Regions from separate parts of the Homo sapiens genome. Here region 1 is linked to region 2. A link is a loop called in an ENCODE intact Hi-C map of the cell type or tissue named here. Cell type or tissue: mammary epithelial cell. All regions are shown on one strand. Links, peaks and the distances in the headings refer to the core of each region. The heading gives the core; the rest is flanking DNA.

What was found. Hi-C counts contacts between places; a loop is a spot of excess contacts. Peaks named below come from ENCODE experiments on the same cell type or tissue, not always from the same donor. Only the 100,000 strongest peaks of a DNase experiment are listed, where the experiment ranks them.
Region 1: it touches region 2 in a loop (6-fold over the local background); 2 of 110 quality-filtered maps call a loop at or near these places.

Annotation. Positions count from the first base shown.
Region 1 is chr3:74,840,256-74,850,358 of GRCh38, forward strand. The region is part of intron 1 of LOC105377167 (a long non-coding RNA gene); the gene reads left to right. Among named protein-coding and RNA genes, the nearest start is that of CNTN3, 230 kb to the left of the region's middle. In mammary epithelial cell, for the core only: no CTCF peak of the experiment used is centred there; DNase peaks (open chromatin) are centred at 4,386 and 5,046; H3K27ac peaks cover 660 bases.
Region 2 is chr3:74,783,479-74,793,581 of GRCh38, forward strand. No RefSeq gene overlaps it. Among named protein-coding and RNA genes, the nearest start is that of CNTN3, 170 kb to the left of the region's middle. In mammary epithelial cell, for the core only: no CTCF peak of the experiment used is centred there; a DNase peak (open chromatin) is centred at 5,823; H3K27ac peaks cover 391 bases.

The sequences.
Region 1 (10,103 bases), core at 914-8,913, 56 kb after region 2:
AATATAAGCACATTAAAAACAACAATTGGGCAGAAATATGAAACTGAAAGAAGTTTGAAAATCCCAGCTTGATACAGTTCATCTTAAAATGAACAAACCTACAAAATTTACATAAATTGCAGAAAAAAAGAAATAGGTTTAATCAGTGAATTCAAGGATATTAATAAAACCTATTTTTGCTGTAAGATTTCTAATGATATTCTGTAACTATGTGATTTAATTCCTGAATTGTAGCTCAGGAAGTTTACTTTCATGTTCTTGTGTATTATAACTTCGGAAAAGTTATTTTTTAGAAACACCATTATGATTCAGTGAAACACATCCCACCTGACTCACTTCAATTCAGATGATAACTCAGTGGAGCATATTATCATTAACAGGGTGATCATATATCCCTTTGTTGTTATTTGACAAAATTTATAGGATTATAATTTCAACTTAGTGCTTCTGCTGAGGATTGGTACTTGAAATGCTGAAAAATGAGGCAGAAGCTCAGGGAACATTCTTTCTAGAGAACCTAATATTATACCACCACAATCTTTTTTTTTTTTTTTTCGTTTCTTTTTTTTTTTTTTTTTTTTTTTTTTTTTTGAGACTGAGTCTCACTCTGTTGCCAGACTGGAGTGCAGTGGAGTGATCTCGGCTCACTGCAACCACTGCCTCCTGGGTTAAAGCGATTCTCCTGCCTCAGTCTCCCAAGTAGCTGAGACTGCAGGTGCGCACTACCACGCCCAGCTAATTTTTGTATTTTTAGTAGATACGGGATTTCACCATGTTGGCCAGGATGGTCTTAATCTCTTGACCATGTGATGCTCCCACCTCACCCTCCCAAAGTGCTGGGATTATAGACGTGAGCCACTGAGCCCGGCCCACAATCTTTTATTTCTCTAAATAAATTCATTCAGAAAAAAATTTGCGAGGTAGATACCTTGGCAAAAATTCATATAAATTTTAAGGACCTTGAACCGGAAAAAGCACATATTCTTGTTTGTTTTTTTTTCTTTTTTTTTTTTTTAACATATATTGTCTATCCTAAAAGTTACATCTTGGTAAAAGAAATGACAATAATTTTTCATGATCATAATTATTGATTGCAATATTTGAAAACAGATTCCTTTCTTCCTTCCTTCCTTCCTTCCTTATAGCCCTAACAAGGAGGAGTTAAGTGGAGTCCCTACCTCAGCAAAAAAAAAAAAAAAAAAAAAAAAAAGGAAAAGGAAGAAGAAAAAGGAAACAGTAAATAACAATTATCTCATAATCTTATATTCTTAATCCGTCTTCGTCATTACCAGATTTTAGATATAGAATGAGGGATGTCAGAAATGCAGATTTTCTGAATCTTTCCATATGTAAATGACACAGAATGCTACTTTTTCTTGAAACAAATACTTTACATGTTGTAGGAGAAAAAAATGGCACAATTGCAGTTCGAGTTTCAATCACTCCACTGCTTGTTTCCTTGAAGTTTTGCCTTAGAATTAAAGAATGGAGGTGATATCTTCTGAAGCTCCTTCTAGTTCTGTAATGTTTTTGATTTTCAAATGTGAAATGAAACCAAAGATAAACATGTCCTGCTTTTAATAGGTGTTTTGTAGCAAGTGCCACAATGATTTTCCTTCCCTATCCATTTTCCTTGTTATCCACACTTACCCTCCTCTTTCCCCAGGCGCAAAAGTAACAAAATAGATAATAACTTTGCTACTCTTTACCATCCTCTCACTGTAAATTGTTATCCATTTCAGCAAATAGCTCATTGGAGAGTGAGATTACTTCCTGCAAAAAATGTAGAAGGGAGTGATTTAAAAACTCAGTTATCACTTCCTTAAGCTGAAATAATGGAAGTAGTCCCTTTAATCAGTTATCTTTTTTGTGGACATAGAATATATCACTAGTTATTTGTGTGTGTGTGTCTGTGTGAGAGAAATTATCTCTTGATAGAATAGGAGTGCCTCTTGAGTATTTCACATATTATATGCTTAGAAAACCGGGTCAGATTAGCTCAGTTACACTGCCAAGGAGAAAAGCCAAATAACAGTGGACAAATGGCATATGTTTTGTTTCAGTTTTTAGTTCACCAGCTGACAATTCCCTGGGGACAGACAACTAATCTTTTGACTTTGAGTGCATTTCTGTGGCTGCATCCCCACACATCTGTATTCTAAACTTCAAGCCCCATTAGTATGTAGAATACTAGGTAGAGCCCTGATGAAGGTTTATTTGGCACAGAAATCATCCTGTTATGCACAAGTGCATAGAATTAAAATAATAATTTCTAGTTGATTTCATGCTTCCGTAGCTTAATGGTCTCTAATGCTACCAGTAGATCCATTATACATATTTTTATACAGGAAAGATGTGGGGAAAGAAAATGTCAGCTTTTGAATAAACCTGTGTCCAAATTTAATCTAAAATGAAATTGAAAAGAAAATTGGAAATATGACTTTTAGAGGATTTACTACTTTCTCTTTTCTGAGTAATTTGATACCAAGGTATTCATAATGATCAGTGAAGTACTAAGGACAATTTTATGCTCATCTCTACACCAACATGACATCTCCCGTTTTTCCTTTAAGTGCAGTGGAATGTAATTAGCCAACAGCTTGGGGCTTGATTAAAATGTCACATTTTATAAATTTATGGTCATCTTCTGTGCCTTCCTGAAAGTGAAAGACTTAAAATTTGACTAGACCTGCATGCCAGGGAGAGGTATTCATTCATTAAGGAAAAGGGAAATGGACTCCTGGCGGGTGTTCAGGAGTTTCTATCCATTCCCTTATATTAGGCATGTAAAGGGCTTATACAAATTAAATGTGTATTATAATCATTAATTTATTTAAAAACAAAAGCTATAAAACTCATCCTCTCAATTATTTAGAATTAATATTAAAACTAATGATAAAATTAGGGTCTGATTTTTTTTTTATTGCTTCGAATCTCCTATTAAACAAACTAGAGATGGGGGTAGTAGATTGAGTTATTGGGCCTAATTTTTTAGCCTGTCCTGAATCCTTGTTTATTGCCATGAAACTCTGCAATTCTTCTAAAATCAAGAAGAGTATACTTTCTACCTCTTGACCTTTAGCTACACCGTGAGACTCACTTTGGCCAGTGGAATGTGGTAAAGTGACAGTGGCCAAATCTAGGACTTAAGGGGGTTTGCACATGACCACTGGTTCCTCTGCAATTAAATGCAAAGATCTTTCCCAGAAAAATAGTTGCCTCTTTGCTTGGAATACACTTGAGTAAGGAGTCAAGCTCAGCCAGACGTGCAAGATGTTGTAAAGTCACTCAGAGGATCTCTCCTTAGATCAGCCACTCATCATCCAGCAGACCCACAGATGTGAAGAATCATCATCCATCGTCACCACTTAAATTCCCTGGTTGTAGGTTAGGCAACGATACTTGACTGGTATAGAAATATAGAGAAAGAATATTTAGAATAAGTAAATAGCACTGCTCATGGATAACTCTTCTATACTCCAACACAAGCAAGTAAATTACTCACTTTCGGGGTAATTTAGCAGACTTTATTTTTAAAGTAATACATTTAAAACATAGGGGTGCTTAGAGCAGAAATGCCCTGCATCAAGTAATTTTTTTAAGAAGCAAGCACTCATGAGATATTAGTTGTTTTTCTGGTTGAGAAATAGGGGAGCTTATTAATTTAATACAGAATAACTTCATAATGTTATTCTACCTGTATCATATATCATTCGAGTGTCTCATTTGAAGACAATGGAATTTAGTCTTAAGCGCCAAGGGATTCATTAAGGGGCTTACATAACTTATGGAATCATTGGGAAGGCTGCAAAAACAAACTATTTTGAGCTTCTAGGAATGAGTCTCAAAACCCATTTCAGTACTGGGCCCCCAAGGTAGCCTAAGCGTGAGCCCTTACCAAGAAGTGGTTGTCCCCGCTGCCATCTCCACAACCACCTAGCCTGAGTTGGAATCACACAAGTAACACTTTTGCCTTCTTTCCCGCATAACTCAGTTTTGAATCAGAGTCTCCCTATAGTGCTTCTGATCAATAAAACATAGAGGTAGAAGGAGGTCAGTAAGCATTTGTAGGATGACTGGCGTGTCTACAACAGTGTAGGCACTGGCGAGACAACCAGAAACAGAACAGAGACCCCTGTCCTCAAGGAGTGTCCATTCTGGAAAGGGAAATAAATTAAATACATAAAAAAAATAGGGTGTTGGATGGTGAAATGTTGTCCAGGAAAATAAAGGCAGCAATGAGTAGGCAATGCCGTGGAAAATGGTATGTACCCTAAATATTTTGGTCAGAGAAAGCCTCACTTTAAAAGTGACAGCTGAGCAGAGTCTCAAAGGAAGGGAATGAGTGGGTTATGCAAACATCTGGAGGAACAGCATTCCAGAAAGAGGAAACAGCAGTTCACAGGCCCTGGGGGAGTAGGAGAGAGCAGACCTGAGTTTCCAGGGAACAACTAAGAAACCAGTGTGAAAAAAGAAAAGGGGAGAGTAGAACACAAGGGCCCCAGAGAAGTAACATAGAGACAGATTGTGTGGGGCATGATAAGGACCTTGTCCTTTACCCTCAGTGAAATGGGAAGACATTGGAGGATTGGACAAGATGAGCAAATTAAATTGCCATTTTTTCCCACTTTTTGAAAAAAAGGTGCAATCCACATAATATAAAATTAACCATTTTAAAAAGTGAACAATTCAGTGGCCTTTAGTACATTCACAAGGTTGTACAATGATCACTTGTATCAAGTTCAAAATTATTTTCATCACTTCTCAAAAATACTCTGTACCAATTAGGCAGTCATTCCTATCTCCCCTCCCACAGGTCCTGGAAAACACAGATCTGCTTTTTGTCTATGTAGATTTATTTGTTCTGTTAATTAATATACATAGAATCACACTGCATGTCATCTTTTGAATCTGACTTCTTTCACTAGGCATAATGTTTTCAAAGTTCATTCACACTGTGGCATGTATTACATATTAGTGCTTCATTCCTGTTATGGTGAATAACATTCCATGGTATGTATCCACCACATTTTTTATCCAGCCATCATTGACCCACTTATCAGCTGTTTTCACCTTTAAGCTATTGTGAGTAATACTGAGGTTCACAATAGTACTATTATATTCATGTGTACTATTTGTGCACCAGTAGTTGTTTCAGTACCAGTTTTCAATTATTTTGTGTGTACACCTAAGAGTGAAATTGCTGGGTCATACGTTAATTCTATACTTAACTCTTTGAAGAATCACCAAATCACTTTCTACAGTGGCTGCATCATTTTACTTCCCTACTATCAGTTTCTTCACATCTTTGCCAGCACCTATTATTGTCTCTCTTTTTTTTATTATAGTCATCCAATTGGGTGTGAAGTGGTATATCATTTTGCTGTCATTTTTCCAAAACAAAATTACTCTGGCTGCTATGGTGAGAATAGTCTGTATGAGGGTAAGGATGGAAGCTACAGTAATTGGAAGAGGATGTATCTTTTTCGGTAATAACTACTCTGGTAGAATAGCAAATGAATTTGCATTGTCTGTTAAAGAGATCTAGAAACGTACCAAATGAAAAACCATAGATCTACAGTTTTCCACACATAGAAAATCATGTACGTTGTGTTAAAAGAAAGAAGAAAAAGTAAAAGTAGTAACATCTTCCCAAAATGGTCACAGAATTTATACCATTGCTTCATTTTTGAAAGAAGTCATGAGGTTTTGGAAGCCAAGGCCCGTGATTGGAAGTGAATTTTGGGTTCTGTATTAGTCATTTTCCCTTCGGTTGTTAGAAACAAAAGAGCTGAATGAAAACTGGATTGTCATAATGGAATTAATTTTCTCATGTAACTGGTATACTAGTGGGATAGGAATAGCCTCACATTCAGTTTAGGAAAAAGTCTCAAGTGATGCCACTACAGGTCCCAGTTTCTCAATTTCACCTTTTTTGTGGTGTTTGCATGACTTTAGTACTTCCAAAATTTATTTTGTCTCAGCTTTAAATCCTTCAGGAAAATGTGATTTTTTTCCCAGATGTCCTAGCAAATGTTCCATGGTACCTCACTGATTCTGATTGGTTATGAGCCAATTATAACGTACCCATTAAGGTACCACATCTATTAAATAGATAGCCAGTCATCAGCAGATCTCAGGCACTATATGTATTCTTGTTAAATGCAAATCCAATTTATACATTGTTAGAAAGATTAAGCAGAAAATACAGAGCTCATTGTTACAAGAAGTGACGAATTGTGATGAACAGCCACCTGTCCCACTTTATATATATTTTGAAAAGCCATTTATTGTGAAGTGAGCAAACACTCTTGAATGCATATTTATAAAGATTGTTCCATTATCTGAAAGACAGAAGCAGGGATGTGCAAAGTGAAGAATGGAGTCAAAGTCAAGTTTAAGAGAATAGGAAGAATTAGGAAACAATGAAGGAAATTCATATGGGCTTACATAATCCCAGGTAGCAAGGTGGAAAGTAGGAATAGAAAAGATTGATTACAAAAGGTTGCCGTGAGTTCCACCAGTTTGTAATTATTTGGGCTATAGGCCCTGGAAAGTTAGAAGAATTTGAACTTCAAGGGTCATTTTAACTGTAACAGTCCAAAAACCTTACCTGCTATCTCAATCTATCATGAAGATTCGTAATCAGTGCTCCATGAAGCCCTTGAAATTATGTGTAAAATGTGTGTGTGTGTGTGTGTGTGTGTGTGTGTGTGTGTGTGTGTATCTATCTTTGAGTTGGGTCTATTCCTTTTATCATATTCACAGAAGGGCTGCAGTCCCCAAGAAAGAATGAATTGCAGGTCTTTTAAAAATGTAGACAATTTATTCACACTTGGGATTTAGAAGGGAAACATCTTTCAGTGACTTACTAAGCAAAATATGACAAGTGATGAGGTACAGAGAGACAGAGAGACTGCCGAGTGTGTTAGACTGAGAATTTGGGCCAAGAGGAGGACAGAACAGGTGATTAATTTCCACCGGACAGCTTACCTCAGAACGACACTCCGGGAATCTCATTTATTCATTTGTCAGCAAATTAAATGTCAGCAAATTGGGCCAACATATTCAGAAGTTACTATGTGTCAGGATTGTTTCAGAGCTGGTTTAACCAATACCAGAACAATTAGCCACATGTAGCTATTTGGTACTTGAAGTGTGGCCAGTGCCACATATAGAAGTGATAATATTTTTGAGATTTATAATACCTTATTACATATAATAAATATATTTTTACATTAGTTTTACCTTTTGCCATTTACTGTTTTAATGAAACTTCTAGAAAACTTTAAATCACTTATGTGCCTCTCATTGTATTTCTATTGGACAGCACTCTTCCAGACACCAGCAAAGACCCTCTGCTTATGGACCTTAAATTCTAGTGAAAGAAAGCAGACAATCAACAATAAGCATCCTAAGTGAAGTCTGTGGTAGGTAGAAGGTGATGAATAGTACGGGAAAACAGAGAAATAGAGCAGGAGAAGGAGATCAGGTATGGTGGGATGGTAGAAGGCATTTTTCAATGTAAGGGTGATGGCAGGTTGCTTTAAGAAATTCGAACTTTTGAATAAAGTCTCATGCAGGTATGGAGGATAAGTTTGTAGGCCCTGGGAACAGCAAGTGAAAAAACCTAATGTGTAAGCTTGCCTGACTTGTTTGGGGAGCCAGACCTCAGAGGCTGGAGAAGAGTAGACTAAAGTCAGGGAGGCAAAGGCTGTGGGATTGGACAGATCATGTGGTGCTTACAGACTTAGACATTGACTCTGGGTGAAATGGGAATCCAATGGAGGGTTTTTAGAGGAGGGATGGCCCAAATTTGATTTAGATTTTAAGCAGATTGCCCTGGCTGGTATATTGCAGTCAGATCATAGAGAGGCAAAGATGGAAGCAGGAAAGCAGCTTGCAGGCTACTGTAGTAATCCAGGTGGGAGACAAAGGTGACTCAGATCAAGGAGGTTTGGTATAGATACTTAGAAAGGGTCAGATCTCAAAACCATACAGCTCACCAGGAAAATACCTCCAAAGCTTCAGACTTAGGACAAACCAGGGAGACCTGAAGTTACTGGCAGGTTTTGCTGCCAAAATAATATAGAATTTATTCATTGGTCTGCTTATGTACAGATTTGAGCTCTGTTCCCTTTATCCCCACACAAGCTTTGAGTTATTTATATGTCCCTTAAACAAGCTCAAGCCTTTTGCTGGAAAACAATTATCCTTAGGAGCCGGGAGCTTTGCATATTTGATGATCAGATATGCATTTCTGGTTCAGCGTCTTTCTGGAAATTCTATTTTCTATTAAATCTCAGATGGATGGTAATAATAAATGTTTGTTTAGCAGCAGCTGGTCCCAGATTGTTATCCTGTCGTGAACATATTTTATTTATTTGTCTCCATTTTTTTAACCTCTTTTGGTAACCTTTCCTTTTTTCAAGGCTTTATACGTGAAATAAAAATGTGTGCTGCTTAATCTGTTCACTTTCCAGTTTCTCTCACTGAATTAAGTGCAATTGTATTTATACAAAAGGCCTCATGCAACTTGCTATGCATCACTGCTGATTTAAATAAGAACATGGGGAAAAAAAGAGATCTTCCAACATTATATAATGCTAGGGCAAATACTCCTCTTCTTAAAGTGTCTTTGTAGGGGAATCTTTAATGTTGACTTTGTACTGAATGGGTATGTTGCTTTCAAAAAAGTTAATCTAGTGTTAGATTTGAAAGCGGTAAGGGAAGAATGAAAGGAAGAACTTATCCCCATGAAGTATACTGCAGCATCGATGCTCTTCTTATCTTGTCCTAAGTGAAATGAATTCTTTTTTTAAAAAAAATGGACTATAATGTTCTGTTTATACTCATTCCAACTGGGTGGTAAAGTTTATCTTATAACCATATCATCCAGATCACTTTTAGGTAGCATTTACTACCAAAAATCCTAACAGAAGTCATTTATTCTTAGGCCTATATAAATTTACCAATTATTTTTTTCTAACTAAATTTATCTAAATTTACTGTGAATGAGTCAATTGTTCAAAACCATTATGAAACACCACCAAATAAACTAATAAATAAGAACAAGCTGCTCTTGACTTCTGACCACTTGCCTCTGAAGGCAGAATTGAATAGTTGGTAAGGCCGTGGTCTTTGGTGACAAACAGATCTAAATTCTGCGGACCCCAACCTTCTGACTTATTAACTTTGGAACCTTAATCAAGATATTTAGTATTTCTAAGCCTCTGCTTTCTTAATTACAGAAATAGGAAAACCTCTGCTTATCGTGTTGCCTCGAGCCTAAAGGGAAATGAAATACTATTTGTGCATTAGCTTTCAATGGCTGCATAACAAATTACTGTGAGCTTAGTGTCTTAACTCAACAACTATTTCATTATTCCACAGTTCTGTAGGCCATAAATTCAGATAGGCTCAACTGGGTACTCTGTTGAGGGTATCATGAAGCTGAAATGGAAGGTGTTGGGTGTCGGTCTACCTAGGCTCCTAACCAAAAGTTCTGGGGGCTGACAACTCCCCAGTGCATAACTCTCTCCACTGAAGGATGTTTCCAGGCTCATTCGGGTTTTCGCTTGAATTTGGTTCCCTGTGGGTTTGGACTGTGGTCTTCATTTCCTTGCTGGCTCTCAACCAGAAGACATTCTCAGCTCCTAAAGGCCACCTTCATTTCCTGGCTTGCGGTCCTGTTCCTCTTCAAAGCCAGTAATAGCATGTTGAATCCCTCTTGTACTTAGAATCTTCCGACTTCCCTTTACAGATTGTCCCTGACGTCTTGTTTTATTTGTACTTGTTAGAGCGCATGTGATTATATTGGACTCATCTGGATAATCCAGGATGCCATCACTATTTTAAAGTCGACTAATTAGTATCCATCATTATATTTAGCAAATATATGATGGTAACACCAGGGGCAAAGGTCATGGACCAAGATTCTGTTTACCTTAATTTGCAAAGTAATTAGCACACACTGCTTGCAACAGAATAAATGCTGAATATTAGTTGTTTACAGCAGCAATACTGCCATGATGTGTGGGTCTGTACATTCTAAATGAATGTGATACTCTGATGGAAATTGCAAGGTGTATCACTCAGATTGT
Region 2 (10,103 bases), core at 1,219-9,218:
TCTATGATTCATGTCTCTATTCTCCACAGTAGAGCTTAAGTCACATAATTGATGTTCAGTGTTCTAAGTTCAGGTACTTCAGAGAAACAGAACCAATAGGATACACTACAGAGAGAGAGAGAGAGAGAAAGAGTTATTGTGGGAATTGGCTCATGTAATTATCGAGGCTGAGAAGTCCCATTTGAAAGCTGAAGGGCCAGAAATGCCAGTGGTATAATTCAGTTAAGTCCAAAAACCTGAGAACCAGGAGCTACTATGTCTAAGGGCAGAAGGACACAGATGTCCCAGCTCAAACAGGGAGAGGAAATTTATCCTTCTTCTATCTTTTTGTTCTATTTGGGCCCTCAAAGGACTGGAGGATGCCCATCAACATTGGTGAGAGCCATCTTCTTTACTCAGTCTACTGATTAAAATGTAAATTTCTTCTGGAAACTCACTCACAGACACACCCAGTAACATTTTCACAACTCTCTGGGCATCTCTTAGCCTAGCCAAATATACACACAAAGTTAACCATCATAGCCAGGTGTGGTGTCATGTGCCTATAGCCCCAGCTAGTCAGGGAGGCTGAGGCACAGGATTTCTTGAGCCCAGAAGTTTGAGTCCAGCCTGGGCAACATATGAGACCCTCATCTCACTTAAAAAAAGAAGAAGAAAAAATTAACCGTCATAACTCAGTAAATGTTTGTGTGTGATCCAATGACACTTGAGTTTATTTTTTGAAGTTATGAGTTAGATTAATTTTTAAAAGCAGGTATTTACTTTTAATTGATCATCTTAATATATTCTTCAACTAAGATAATTAAAAATGCTAACTTTTAATCCCAGTACACCAGATAAACCTTCACAGAGTGTGTATATGGTCAGCTTGACCCACCAGTTCATCTTTCCCCCTAGCCCATTGATAACCAGCATAGTACACAAAGAGGACCTCCATAAATATTTATTGAATTAAATAAACCTATGAATGTTGCAAGAAGTCAGCACCTGTTTGGAGGCAAAGATTAAACGATTTGCCAAACCTCAAGAATGTATTTATACAATGCATAACATACATTATGAGTGCTACTTGTTCATAACAAAATAATTTCCTTTAAATTATGAAATGTAAAAGTAACTAGAAATATTAACCAAATAAGAAATAAAATAACGAAAATTAATAATGAACATTCTAAACTCTGATTTAAGAGTTATAACAACCTTCCTAAGGTAGCCAAGTGATATTCATCTTTTTTCCCACAGTGCTCATTCATTTAATCATTCAAAAAATAGCTGCAGAATGCTACATACACAAAAAGTACTGATACAATCTCAAATATCCTTCTGATTAAATTCTGTAACCTTGGCATTGGCTGTGTATATATTACACACACACACAGAGGCACATATATACGTGTACTTAGTTTCTTTAACTAAAAGGCTACCTATTCAGGATGAACTTGTTTTCCCAGCACCTACTGTTATCATGCCTCCTGTCTTGTACATTCCTTGAGTGCATCTTGCAAAACGGCCTTGTATTTCAAGCTATGTTTTTTTTTTTTTTAAATCTGAACATACTTATGTTGGGAATAAAGTTTAAGGGGAAAATAGCATTTAAAAAACATTTTTTACTGCAATGTGAACAAAATCCAGGATAAGAAAAAAGAGCAAAATATGATTTTCTTGCAGGTCCATTCTGCTTAATCTCAGTGTTGGAATTAAGAGATACAACTTATAGAGAACACACACTGCTGCACCGGCCTGTAGAGAGTTAGAGCAGACTTGACGTACTGGTGGGTTGAAAAATCTGTCTCTGCCATGTGGGCAGAACCAGTTTCTTCTCTAGATGTCTCCTTGGCATTTTGTGCCCCATCAACCCTGGCTGCGTCTATTCCATTTCTAGGCAAAAAAGATTAAATATAGCTTAAGTATCTTATGCTATATTCTCCAAAGAATAACCTGAGAAAACAATATATATCCTATATATTCGTAACCTGTTATTGAGATATACACAGAATAATTAGTTGCTTATTAAATTTTGCTAAGACTGAAATAATGCATTGTAACCATGTAAACATGAAATATTTGTCAAAGTGCACAAATGAAGTGGAAAATGATTACCATCTATAGTCATTTAAAAAGGAAGTCTAGTCATTAACAAACTTCTTGATAATTCACAACTCAATCAGGCACAGAAAATAATAAAGTAGTAAGATAATGTGATTCTGATTTAGGGAGATTTAAAAAATGAGAATGGTTTATTATAGAATTTAGTAGTAAAACTCAGTGTCTAATTTCAAATAATTTTGACAACTAGTTGTAGTTCCAAACAACTAGTTGTAGGGATAATAATAACTTTCTCAAAAATTTTTAGTAAAATTTAAGTTAAATAACACAAGTGATGCATGTGGTTCAATACTTATCACATTGTAGTGCTTGATATAATATTCTAAGATGAAATCATAAAATCAAAATAAAAATAGTGTTTATGTTTGAATGTTTGGATTATAATTTTCTTGGGTTTTTAATAATTTTCTATAAAATAAATTTGTGCTAATGTTTGTCTAGTTCGCAACGGCCCAATACTTTGGAGTTGTAATAGTAACCATGTAATTGCAGAAAAGGTGAAAATATTGGTTGTGGCCTCTTGTATAATTCTCAATGGTTGTTTCATAATTTGTATCTATCTTGAGACCAATGAAAAGTGGAAATTAAAAGTATATAAAATGTACAATTTTATTACCTAGAAAGTTTTCTGCTTTCTGTACGTATATCCTTTCATAGCCCTGAGTGATCAACACTAGGGAGAGGGTCATGATCTGGCTGACAGAATGAATTATTTTTATAAGTGTCTTAGTTCATTCCTACTGATGTAACAAAATACCATTGACTGGGTAACTTATAAACAACAAACAATTTGTTTCTTATAGTTCTGCAGGCTGAGAATTCCAAGATCAAGACACCGGCAGATTTAGTGTTCAGTGAAGACCACTCTCTGCTTTCAAGATGGCACCTTGATGCTGTGTCCTCACATGATGAAAGGGAAGAAAGGTTAAAGGCACGAATAGCTCCCTCAAGCCTCTTTTATATGATTATTAATCTCATTTATGAGGACTCTGCCCTTATGACATCCTAAAAGCCCCACCTCTTAATACTTTATATCAGTGATCATGTTTCAATTTATGAATTTTATGGGGACATATTCAGACCGTAGCAATAAGGGTTGGAGAAATCATTTAAATTAAATAATATATAGATTGATAAAAGAAATACCTTGAATATATGAATATTTACTATACATTTATCTTTAAGGCATTCTCTTTTCTTGCACTTTTACAATAAATAGTGAATGATAACTTTATGTTCTCCTTATTTCTTGTTTTAGTCAGCCCTAACTCTTCTCACCTCTCATTTCAAACCACCCCCCGATCACAAGCAAAAACTATAACAATAAAAAAAAGTCAGACTTTGTTGCCCTTGTCCCAGAAGGGAGTTATCACAACTTCTTTTCTTTGTATTCCACTGCTAGTTATTTAAAATTTCTACTGGAATGAGAGAGATTACTTTGTTCTAGGATCTCACCTGAGACAAAAACCCTGGTAACCATAGCAGCATTGCCATCCAATCTCTTGAATCCACAACAAAATGTAGCTAGAAATGCTTAGTGCAGTCTCCCAAGGCAAACATTGCTGTGATGAGTGACAAATTGAAACAATGGGAACTGCTCCTGTTGCCATGGAAACAAGCCTTTCCATCTGAGTGGTTTCATCCCAGTATTCACAATCTAAAGCTTTGCAAAGGTATGCTAGACTTAACTCCCCTACTGGTTAGCACTCTCTACCAGACTAACACTGCTGAGATGACTGACATGAAAAAACAATAAGGGCTACTCCTTATTGCCATAGTAACCCATGTTTCCAGTAATTTGCCTTGATGGAAAGTTAAAAGAGCTGTGTAGCAGATGTCTACCATACCAAAATCAAATGACAGTTAAAAAGAATAAATGTGATAAGTTCCTTGGAACTTAAATGCATACCTATTGGGGTAAGTGTCAAGGAGGGTTGTGTTTTCTAAAAAAATTATACATGCTACAATACTTCAGTGAATCACAATTTAGATCATGAAGCACTGGAAGAAAATATGTTTATCCTCCTGCAAAGACATTTACGTAAAATACAATGAAGTTCTCTGAAGAGAATTAGCAAGCACTGAGTTTTTAAACACTGTTTTCTTTGGCAGTCTTTTGAAGGAAAGGACTCTGTTGAACGACATAATACAGGTATCTCAGTTGAATTAGCTGGCATATTTGTAACTAACCAGATATTGAGATGGCATTTGATTAGCAAAATTGTAAAGTTAAGGTGAATTCATGATCCGCACTTAAAAATTAAGATGAAAAACAGATTTTAAAAAATGCTTCCTGTGTAATGGATTATCTCAGGATTTGGCAATAACTTGATATATGAGACAGATATTGTAATAATTAACCCCACACAAATTGAGGCAATGGGCATTCTGAGAATAATGGAGAAACTGAGCCTTCATCTTGGACAGCTGGGTTCTATTATTTTTATTTTACTGCCACACTTCAATCTACACAACATGTACTTACTAAATATCCTTAGATAATTTAACCAAAGTGTAATTTTGGTCCTAATTAAGTGAATCTATAGTTCCAGATGCCATAGGCCATAGCTATATATACATTCTCTCTTTTTCACTGTGATATGCTCTGTAGTCATGAATGTGGAGCAGATCACAATTTCTCCTAGGACTAATGTTATGACTGGACTTTGAGTTCTAATCAACTAATATGGAGTAGCATGGAGTAAGTCAGAGCCTAACTTATCAGCCTACCAGATAGGCAGGTCTAAAACCCATAGCGCTCCAAGATGAAGGGAAATTGAATTAAAATATGTTATTAGTCCTTCGAAATGTGCATAAAGCACAATATGTATTAGTTACTCAGGATATCTCGTATACCACAAATTGTACCAACAGCTTCCATAAAACTACAGGGCCATCAGTATGAACTACTGAAAATAAATGGGTCAACCAGTATTTATATGAATGAAATATTTTCAAAATAATTGTACAGGGATATAAATGATGAGTTTGGGTACCTGTTCTAAAATTTACTAGCTATATGATTCTGTGAAGAAAAATCAAAAGAAAGATCAAATCAAATGATTCTGCTGTCAACACGCAACAATGAACACAGCCTTCTGTGGCCAAATGTGTGGTAATTCTTTCCACCAGGAAGAAGCAAGCAGTTCTGCAGTGGACACCAGCTGGGTGCTTTCTAATTTCATTTCCACGCTACCTGGCACTCTGATTTCCACCCTGATGTCACTCACCATCACGCCCAGCTAATTTTAGTATTTTTAGTAGAAATGGGGCTAAGTAGAGATGTTGGCCAGGCTGGTCTTGAACTCCTGACCTCAGGTGATCCACCCACCTCGGCTTCCCAAAGTGCTGGGATTACAGGCATAAGTCACCACACCTGGCCAAATACATACCTATTATAAAGCATAATTTATAAATTAGGCACAGAAAGAGATTAACAATAATAACTAATGATAAAACAATTATAACAACATACTGTAATAAAAGCTATGCAAATGTGGTCTCTCTCTCTCCCTCAAAATATATTTTTTACTGTACTCACCCTTCATGTGATAATGTAAGATAATAAAATGCCTACTTGATTAGATGAAGTGAGCTGAATGATGTGGACATTGTGACTTAGTGTTACACCACTATTGACCTTGAACACAAACACTGTGATAAAAGCACGAAGTTAGCTTGACAGTTGATCTGAGAAGTGAGGTGGCTACCAAGTGACTCATAAGCGCTGGTGTCTATAGGATGAATCACTTTATACCGTGGGGATGACTCACATACAGGTAGGAGGGAGCAGGATGGCATTAGATTTCATCACACTGCTCAGAATGGTGCAAAATTTAAAACTTACAATTTGTTTATTTCTGGAATTTCTCATTAAATATTTTTGGCTTGCAGTTAACCATATATACATGGGTATTGTATTGTTTTGGTTCCTCGTGCTGCACTGGACTCAATGACACTTTATTTTGTAAGCAAGCTGCCATCAGACTTTGAATTTCTTCAAAGCCCTCTTTGAAAACATTTGAAACAAAATATATTAACCCCCAAATCCAGAAAATTGAAAAATTGAAATGAGTCAATATCTAATGAAATGTCTACGAAAACACAAAATCCACTTTTCTTGATTGGTGGTAAAATTAGTATTTGTAAAGAATTTTCACAATTGAAAATAATATGTATAATGCATTTTTCTCTGTTTATAATAATTTCTGAATATGTAGGATCCAGGAACCCAAAGAAAATTTTAAATTTAATTAGTTACTTGTAGCTACATTATTTCACATGAAAGTAATGCAAATTCTTGCATTTAAAAATATTCACAAAATTATGGAAATTGAGTGCTTTAAAATGTGTTTGATAATATGTGAGTTGGGGATTCCAGAAGCTAGAGTGCTCACAGCTTTATAAGACAGCCTTGGGTATCCTTTTTGAGAGATGGTACAGAGATAGTGCCATCTCAAAGATTTTTAGGAGTAAATTTGACTATACTTGTTCTTCTTCTCACATACTAAGTTAGAAATGACGGTGTAAGATGTGACTCAGCTCTGTCTCTATCATGGCACTCCTGTGTCTGCCATTACAGTTATTTATGTTTGCTATGACATTTTTATAATCTTTTCCCATTCCTATTATTTAATTCCTCCTCTTTTAAATTATGTTTAGTGTTTATAGTTTAGATCCAAGTTGCTGGGCTTTTAACAATGTAACTGGGTTGACAAAATGCACATAGACTTAAATGTGCAGGAAAATTATAGCTTAATTATTTTACGTAACTTATCTAAACTTTTTCACAGGCTCTCTTCCTCTGGGCAAGGGGAAAAAACATGTTGCTGATCAGCAATATCTCAGCATTTTCCAGTTTTAATAGTATCTTTCAGTTCTAAATAGAATCTCTTTGATAAATATTCAGTCAGATTTGAAGCCAAGTTCCTATCAGGGCTGCTTCTATTTTCTCCCTCATCCTTCCCCAAGATGGTATCTGGATGTAAATGAAAGATCTTCATTGTGTTTCATGGGGGAGAGCTGTCTGGGGTTCTACCTGGTGTTGGACTCTTCTCAAAAGTGGCTAATCTGGTATTTGTGTGTTCACTGGTAGTGTCCGCTGAGTTGCAGTTATCTTTATTCATAGACAATCAGTTATTTCCGCTGCTATAGTCTATGGCTGGTGACCTTGTGGTCTGATCTTTTAGCTCAGTATTGATTACTGAGTCCCACTTCAGTAATTGTTGCTGTTACAGAACCATCCTGAAGTTTGCTGGTGACTGCCACTGAGCCTCATCCTCATGGTCAACCTTATCATTCTTAGATACAATGCCACTCTGGCCATACTGTTCTTAATAGTGAGTGAGTCATTTTGGGGACACCCCCCCAGCTCAATGTCTTACCTCACCATTTTCAACTTGTAATCCAAATCACAAAGTTCTCTATAATGTTTTTCTTTCTCTTTACATCTTTCTAAACTCAAACACAATTTCTGTTTTTAAAAAATGAAAAACACACACGCACACAGAAGCTAACTTAAGTTTTCACAACTCCATTGAACAAGATAACTTTTGCAATGTCTTTTAGTTCATTTAGGCTGTGTAACAAAATACTGGATAGCTTATGAACAACAGAAATGGATTTCTCACAGTTCTGGAGGCTGGGAAGTTGGAGACCAAGGCACCAGCAGATTTGGTGTCTGGTAGGGAGCTGTTTTCTGGTTCACAGGTGGTAACTTCTTGCTGTTTCTTCTCATGGTGGAATGGGCAAGGCAGCTCTCTGGGGTCTATATTATAAAGGAATTAATCTCATTCATGAGAACTCCATCTTCATGACCTAATCACCAACCAATGGCTGTCCTTATAATACCACCACCTTACAGGCTAATATTTCAACATATGAATCTGGGGGAGGGGCGAAGTCTTTAAGGCTCATTATAATCCATTTATCAATACTTCTTATCTTAGGCATGGTACGTTACAGTTAGTTTTGAAGTAAGAGGCTCTATTCTTTTGGATACTTGTGCTTGTGTGCAGGAGAGAGAATGACTTACCCAAGCTGTGCCAATCATATTCTTTTTCCAAAGGTGCTATGATGCAGCCCTTACTTATAATTCAGAGGAAGAAAGAAGAATGATTACTAGTGTAAAAAACAAATAAAATAGAAACAAAATATTTTTATGTTCCACATACCTTTCCATTTCTCGTTCTCATTATTTTCTGTAGCGTTGCTACCTCCTCACTTTTGGACAATGAAAAATACTTTGGATCTTCATAGTAAATGACTATTATATTTCCATATGCTAGCTCAAGTTGATTTCTGATATATTTAATTAAAGAATGAATTAACACATGTATGAGGTTTGTTTCTTTCATGACCAAATTACCTGACCAAAAATAAAATAAAGATTTTGATCTTTAGTTTTGGATGCTATAAATGAACATCAAACAAAAATGGTTCTGAGATTTTAGAGGAAGGATCATCTCAATTTGTAGCTCAGAAGTGTGACAACTCAAACTAGTCTTCTTGCAGTTGTAGCGATGAATAGAATCTTGTTTCTTCATATGAGTCTACACACTGCCAGCTTCATATTACCATATTGAGTAATTTAAACAGTTGCTACAGTTGCATCAGAAGAGAACATCAATTTCTATTGACTGACATTAAAAAGTTATCTGTTTGATTAGTATACTAGTGGATATTTTGCTTTAAATGCTGCTGGTATTTTTAAATCAAAATTGCTGTATTATCTTTTATTTTTAATTGGAATCTTAGCAATATTTTCCAGCTGTCTTGAAATACTGATGTTGGTACCTATTAGCTTTTCTTATTTGCATCCATTTCATTTTTTCAAGTTGCTGCATCTCAATTCTTTAGAAACAGTTTCCTCCTCATTTCATGAAGACTTTGTGAGACTGCCAACCTAGGTATGCTAGCTTGCTCTGAGACAGTCCATTGGATCCTGTTCTTTAGATCCTGATGTCGTTTCTGAACTTCCTAAGCCCTTTGCTAATTTTCCTTCAAACTTATAAGTTACACCATATTCTTCTTCAAAATGTCTTCTATGGGAAATACTATTCTACTGTTTCCAATCAAAGAATGCTAATAAATAAAGCCTATCAATCCTTGATCTGTTAATTCATTATCATGCTTTAATTCTTTTTAATTAATTCTTTTTGTCAATGTCCAAGTCTTGAAAAGGAAAAAATACAATGAAACACCAAAATACAGGTAGGTTTCACCACAGTGTTTAAAGTGTTGAAAGTAGAATTATTTCAAATTGTTTAAAATAATAAAGAATAATCAATATGATTTTCTGATAAATACTTTTTCATATAAAAAATTCTGTCATCCAAAATTACTCAACCTAATGCATATAGATTTACATGTATTTTTCCTGTCTTTTATAGCCTCATGAGAACTATTTTATGCAATCATACAAATATTTATAAATGTCTAAGAGTTACATAAAGCACTTATGTAAGTTTTAAAATATTGGAATAATATTTATACATACATAAAAGGGAAGAAACACATTTTTGCATACAAATGTATGTTGTTGCTTTATGTGAGTGTGTATATGTGTGAGTGAATATGTGTTCCTGCTCTATATTTGTTCCAAGTTACTTTTCATAAGTCGTCCCTTGACTACTCTGGGCTTCATATGATAGGTAGGGCTTTTAAACTATTTTAATTTTTAGGAAGAATTTTGGTGCTATCCATAAATAGCAAAATAGAATAGTCAATCCTTATATATTCATCACCCCAAACTGAGAATCAGCAAACAATGGCTAATTTGTTCCTATGGATTCACTCATCAACTCTTACCACTTTTGTAACACTTTGAAGTGAATCCCAGTCGTATATGCTTCCTCTATAAAGTGTATATTGGTTAAATGAAGGAATGTTATTCTTCTTTTAAAATAATCACAACATCATTATTATATCTAAAAACAAATTGGGGTTTTATTTCTGGTAAATGAGGGTAATATCAGGCCTACCCTCCTGATGAAATA